2 separate regions of the Homo sapiens genome follow, and region 2 is linked to region 1. A link is a contact called in ENCODE Hi-C data. All regions are on one chromosome and are shown on one strand. Each heading gives the region's core, a stretch centred on a gene start or an enhancer-like site at or near the end of the contact. The rest is flanking DNA. Distances are from core to core; before and after follow the strand shown.

Region 1 (3,287 bases), core at 561-3,060:
AGCAGGATTCTCAGTGAAAGACTAAGTTTGTGTGCAGGGATGTTTTCCTTCTCTAGCAAAGAGAGGTGCTGGAAAGGCTTTCATGGTCCATAAGAAGGGAATTGTTTTGGAGGGCAGTGCTATAGCAACTCTTCCCCTCCATTCACCACATAAAAAATTCAGTTAGAAAATAGAGAGGAATCAGCCTTCTTGTGCTTTGAAGACTGTGAAAGATACTGGTGATCATCCATCTAGCATCCATTTTCCTCTTCTCCTTTACAGGTCTCCAGTTTTATTCAAATAGCCATGTCTCCACCTTGCAACTCATGTGACTCAAAGAGCACTGACACCATTGCCAATTCCAATTGTCATAGCTCCTTTTCACTTCTGGAACCCAGGCTTAAGCTGTCTGTACATTTCCCAGGCAGTTACTGGTAAAGAGGAAGAGTGTGTGCCTGTGTGAACTTATTGGCTCAAAAAACCAGAAGGAAAGGTTTTAGATGAAAAAGAAAGTATGTGGTCCTGATTTCTCCAAGTAGACATCTGGAAAATCACGTTAGTATGAATTTGAAGTCTACCCTTTTTTTTTTTTACAACAAAGCAGAGACTAATAGCAACTGGGTCCTTGTTAACTTGCTTAGCCACTGAATTAATCAAAGTCTCCCTTGCCTCTGAGCTTTCTGTTATGCGAGATAAGCAACTTCTTTATTTTTTAGGAAGACAGTTTAACTCAGATTCTATATCACGTGCATCCAAAATAATAATAACTGACTCAAAGATGTTTGGCCTCTACAATTAGGGCAGCCATTCTCAGAAGAGTATGCAAGGGCACCCTATTATCTTGGAAAAGGGAAGCACTGAGACTATTTGCATTTTGAGAACTGAAAATGCAATCTGCTAACCGTCGTTAGAGTGAATATCCAGGTATGGAAAGCACAGTGGGTAGGCGTAGGTTGGGGTAGGGACATGTTTGCATGGGGCAAACACAGAGATCAAACCTAAGTGTAGTCCCAGCTGCCTGGAAGAAGGCTAAGAAGGGTCTGAAAGTATTGAGCTCCAAGAGCCCTTGGATCTCCTGATGAGAGACCCTTGGCTGATGCCCTAGATGGGACATCCCTGTTGGCTACTGTGGGACCTGCATCATTTGACTGCAACACAGTCTGTTGCAACATTTGACTGTAACACAGACCTACATCATTTGACTGATTTGAAAAGACAAGTTGTCAACAGCGACACCATGTGGCTATAAGATACAATGACAATGGTGGACAGCTACAGCCTCAGGTAGGGCCTGACGCTTCGTCGAGATGTGGAAAATGCTGAATGGGAAGATGAACTGTCGTCAACAAATATTTATTGGGGTCCTCCAAATGTCAGCTGCTACAGTGGTCATTCAGGTCTGGAACATCGAGAACATGCTGACCCGTACCCCAGCAAGGGCTCGTAGTCGCGGCGGGGTAGGGGGCGAGAGAGAGGGCAGTCTCTGGTGGCCAGGTAACCCAGGCTTCACTTTCACCCACGGCCACAAGTATTTCTGACGTCTTCCGGGCAAATAAGCCTCCATGTAAGTGACAGGGCACCCAAGGAGTGCGTTGGAAGCGCCAGCGTGCCCGAGACCAGCACATCGCACCGACGCCTTCGTTTGCGGTAAGCCCCGCCCCCCGTAGTGAGCCAACCGGAGGGAGCGGGGCGGACCCAGCTTCCCGGAGAGGCTGGAGAGAATCGTTTGGGGGCATTCGCAGGCCAAAGAGGGGCTGGCCCTCGACGCGCTCGGGCTCGATTGGCCGCCCTCCCCCGGCGGTGGTAACGGTCGCGGAGGCGGGGCCTGACGTAGCTGATCCCAGCCTAACCTGGCCCGGCTGGCTGCTGGTGGGAGGCCGGCGACTGAGTAAGGTGAGTGGCTCTCGGGGCTCTCAGAGGCGTCGGCGTGAGCCCCTTCCCGGAGTACCCCGGACTTGACCTCACCTGGGCCTAAAAGTGGTCAGACTGACCCTTGTCGGGGAGGAGCCATCTGGGACAGGGTCGCGCCAATTAAAAATCCCTGCGTAAGGGTTTGGGGATCGGACAAAACTGCCTCCAGTCCCAGCTCCCCAGGCTTTGTGTTCTTTGGCTTCTCCTTTAATGTCTCAGCGCCTCCGATTCTTTATTTGTATACTAAAGCTGGTAATTCTTGCCTTACAAGGTGGTTGTGAGGGTTAAATGAGGCAGTAAGAGTAAAGCTTAGAATCACGTCGGGCACAGACTCGATTTAAGCTGTAGGTAATTACTCCATCCCCCAAAATCGACCCGGGCTGAAGCGCTAGTTTTGTGTCAAACAACCGCGAAGGTTGTTTGGGGAGTGAGGACTCGGAGCAGAAGGGGGCGGTTAGGCGAATAGCACAGGTGAGTATCTCTTTCTCCAGTTTATTAACCTCATTCCGGATTCAGGAGACCTCTGACTTTATACAGGGCCTAATAGGAGTTTTTCAAGGTGAAAAATGCCAGAAGGCTAAGTCACCTGTAACAGAGAGACCAATCAGAGTTTCCTTTTTTACTGCCACTTTGTTTTTCAATCAATGATATTAAACAGGCAGGGCGCAGTGGCTTACGCCTGTAATCTCAGCACTTTGGGAGGCCGAGGTGGGCGGATCCCCTGAGGTCAGGAGTTCGAGACCACCCTGGCCAACATGATGAAACCACGTCTCTACTAAAAATACAAAAATTAGCTGGGCATGGTGGTGTGCGCCTGTAATCCCAGCTACTCGGGCGGGTGAGGCAGCAGAATCGCTTGAACTCGGGAGGCGGAGGTTGCTGTGAGCCGAGATCGCGCCACTGCACTCCAGCCTGGGTGACGGAGCGAGACTCTGTCTCAAAAATATATGTATAATATATTAAACTCTGTGCAGGCATTACCCATATTGGTTTCAAGCCTCTGCATGAGTTTTGTACTTTAAATATTGCCAAGTAGACTCTGGCCTCCCCTGCCCCGCCTTTTGGGGAAGAGGTGGCTGACTTGGAGTTTTCCCTACAGCTTTTGCTTCAAAGCAAGGTTCTGCCCCTTCATGTCACCTCTCCTGAGACAGAATGATTTGGTTGAGATGACATTCCATTTTAACTCTTTCCTATTTGGGGTAAGTTCAGCTCTTTCTTAGGAACATTAAACAGCAAGTTGCAATATTTTTAGAATAGAGCTTTTGCATTTAATAAGGAATAGAGACTTCGAAAGGGTTACATGTTCATTTATTGCAGTAATTTGAAGTATATACTTTTGAAGATGCTTACAGATTTTGGTGTGATTCAGTTGAGAAGGAACAGTTATTGGCCATGGT
Region 2 (3,287 bases), core at 562-3,061, 2.6 Mb after region 1:
CTTTTTTCCTTTCTCGCTGAAACAAAACTTCCATTCTCTCAGAGTAGCTGGTTTCAGCTGAACATTAAGGCCAAATTAATTCAGCCCAAGATAAAGTCAGATAGGCCCTTCACTCTCCAGAATGTTAAGCTACATTTTAAAATATGCAAATACTTATGAGTACAAATAAATCTTTAACTGCTCAATGTTCAGGTTGTCAGTGCATAAAGCTATTTTTGAACTCAACAGCCAGATTGGCCCCAGTAACACTTTCCCAAAGCTTTGTTTTTTAAAAACCTTTTTGATCTGTTTCCCCGTTCTCCTAGAAATCTCCTAGATTTCTGAGCTCCTAGATTGTATAAAAGATCTAAGTTTTTTTCCACAAGTATCTCATGCCATTAAGTTCTTCTGCCAGAGGTGATAAAAGGGCCATTTGGATGCAATAAATGTAAATAAATTGTGTGTGTAAATTAGCAGTGGCTTAGAAAATTTTTAAAAGGCTTTCATGGACTACTGAAAGAAACTGAGATAATTTTTAACATACCACCAAGAAAAAAAAACAACAGTTTTACTACAACACAAGCCGGCTGCCTACTGAACTGGACGCCCATGCTCTGACCTAGTATGGCAATTCTTAGGGTCTAGGCGCTGGGTTCTGTTTACAAGAAACTAAGGCCTGAGACTAAGGAAGAACAAAGAAAAATGCCTGGCACCAAAGGTGTGGGGGATGTTTTGTACATAAATGAAGATTTGAGGAGGAATACTTCCTCAGATGTTGGAAGGAATTACTCTTTTTTTGCTTACGTGTTAAGAATTTAATGTTTTCAGGCCATTTCCTAATTAGAAAATACCTTATAATTTACAAACAATAATTTGTCTTCCCCTACATTTGCTGACCACCAAGACTGGATAAAATTTCCTTAAGCTTTACCAGAGTGGGAGGACTGGGAATAACGGGAGCACAACAGAGTTCGGATGCAACATCAACTCCAAGCCCGGCCAGCTGGTTTCCATCGAGAGGTCCCCCAGGAGAACGCCCCTCCGCGGCGGCGGCGGCCAGGTCGGCGCGGGAGAGACCCACCGAGGCGCTCCAGCGCGGCCGCGGTGCAGGACCAGGGGCCGCCCGGCCTCCGTTTACCTTTGTTTCAGGTACCCCGGCTCCTGGCGGGCCGGGAATCCCGTCCGCGGCCCGGAGCTGGTGACACATCCTTCTTTGGCCAAGTCGGGCCGAGGTTGGGCAGGGGGCGGGGAAGGAAAAGAAAGCCTCAGCGCCTAACGACGTGACTCTCAGTTCTTCCAAAACGCTGGCATTTGTTTCTCTGCCAGGCTTTCCTGTTAACAAGTTCCCGAGGGCTGTGCGGGCGAACTGGCCCAGGAGCCCTGAAAAGTGGGAGGGCCCAGGCCGCCCCCGCCTACCCTCCTCCGCGGGCGCCCCTGGGGCAGGCAATTTCCACACCTCCCTGGTGCCGTGTCCCGGGACCGGCCGGCCGCGCCGAGGCAACGCACCGCACCGCACCGCACCGACTGGAATTCCGACTTCCACAGCCCAATCAGCTCCGTGTGGCCCCTCTGGCCAGGCCGGTCCCCGCCCCCAGGTCCCGGCCCCGCCCGCCCCGGCCTCCGCGCGCCGCCCCGAGCCTCGCCACCCCCTCGGGCCGGGACGAGGGAGCTGAAGGCTCCAGGCCGTGCGGCCAGTGTTCCTTTGCCTACCTCGTTGCCCGCGGCTCCTCCTCCGGCGGCTCAGCTCGCGGGCAGCGCTTGCCTCCAAGCCTCCCCGCGGCGCGGACTCTCGGGCTACGAATGCGGCGCGTGAAGAGCGGAGGCCCGAGCGCGCCCCGCCCAGCCACCCGCAGGCCCCTACCTCCTTCTCCTCCTCCTCCTCCTCCTCCTCGGCCCCACCCTCGGCGGCCGGCCCGCCCGGAGCCCCGCCCACGCGCCAGGCCCCGCCCACTCTCCGGCCCCGCCCCCAGCCTACGCCCCGCCCCTCTGGCCAAGGCAGGAAGGGGGCCTCCAGGGGCGCCGCGAGAGCCGCTGTGGCCTCGGCGAGGGCAGTCTCCTGTATGGCGGCGCCGCGGGGATGCGATTCGTGGTGGTCGCTGCTGTTTGACAGATTCGAGTCTCTTGCTCGGATTTATTACTGTTATTGTCATCGTCAATATTGTCATCGTTGTTATTGTTATCGTCATTAGTTGTGTTGCCCTCTTCAAGGGGCCTTCAAGGAGGCCCCTTGAGGGCAGCGCGCTGCTGGCCAGACATTCCCTGGCGCTCCTGTCTTCCCACAGTCCTGCACCTGCGCCACATTTCACTCAGCCCAAGAAGTTGTGTGAATTTTAAAAGAAGTGATACTTATTTTTAACTGTTATTGTTAACTGTTACTGTTAAATAAAACACAAATATAGACAGCCATATAAAACCAATGTACAGCTTAATGGATTATTCCGATACACACACCCTTATAACCACTCGCCAGATTTATTAATAACACCGTGTAATATGGTCTGCTCTGAAACAGAACCTCATTAATAGCTGGAAGGACATAGCCTGGAAGGGCCTCCCAAAATTGCCCTCCTTCTAACTGCCACAGTACTCAAATGTGACAGGTCCATAATCATGCCCTCTCCAAGAATATATTTGTAAAATGGAAATTTCTCCAGAATTAGGAACCTCCAATTGAGTATCTTCGTAAAAATCTTGATAAAATGATAAATCTATAAATATATAAGCATATAAATAACAATAAATAAGTCAATCAGTTGGGTTGAATACCATGAGTAAGGAGCATGGGGGTGGGGGATGGGAGGTATGTAAAGACTTAAAAGGATTAGGTGGGCTGTGAGGACAGGTCCTGGGCACCTGGGTTGTTCTCACTGTCTCCCCAGCACCTAGCATAGCACCAAGCATATACTAGGTGCCATATGTGTGTGTGTATATATGTGCATTGTACATATATGCACATATATGTGTGTGTGTGTGTATAGCACAAGGAAAGAAAAAATTATGTAAGATAACCCCAAACAAGCTTTACATACTGAAATTTCACCCAAGGTCAATCCTCCCAGTAGCTAAAGTGTGCTCTGTGAGATGCCTTGATGCCCTAGAGAGAAAGAGACCATTTTACTTTCAACTTTCTACTGCTTTTCCATTTCAAAAGCCCTTTCACATGCATATGGTATCTTATTTGAGACTGAGAGCAACTCTGTGAAAAATGCAGGGCAGGATAGGACTCTGCAAAGGTCACAGTGCAATGCATATCAGTAAGAAGGAAAAGTACACAATGTACCATAAAACAATGTTAAAACTGCTGACCC

Evidence for each region. A loop is a pair of places that touch in the nucleus more often than their neighbours do. Pooled maps may share reads with other maps.
Region 2: a loop to region 1 is called in a pooled map, with 27 times the contacts of the local background. The contact joins the promoter of PPP2R3A here to the promoter of CEP70 in region 1. A Hi-C loop is called at or near these places in 7 of 50 pooled maps.

What each region holds. Positions count from the first base shown.
Region 1 is chr3:138,592,783-138,596,069 of GRCh38, reverse strand. It overlaps CEP70 (centrosomal protein 70), which reads left to right and starts at 1,810. Exons shown (of 18, transcript NM_024491.4): 1 at 1,810-1,872. RefSeq lists an enhancer at 1,546-1,605.
Region 2 is chr3:135,964,252-135,967,538 of GRCh38, reverse strand. PPP2R3A (protein phosphatase 2 regulatory subunit B''alpha) reads right to left here and starts at 1,811. Exons shown (of 14, transcript NM_002718.5): 1 at 1,690-1,811. RefSeq lists silencers at 1,335-1,614, 1,745-1,974 and an enhancer at 1,419-2,237.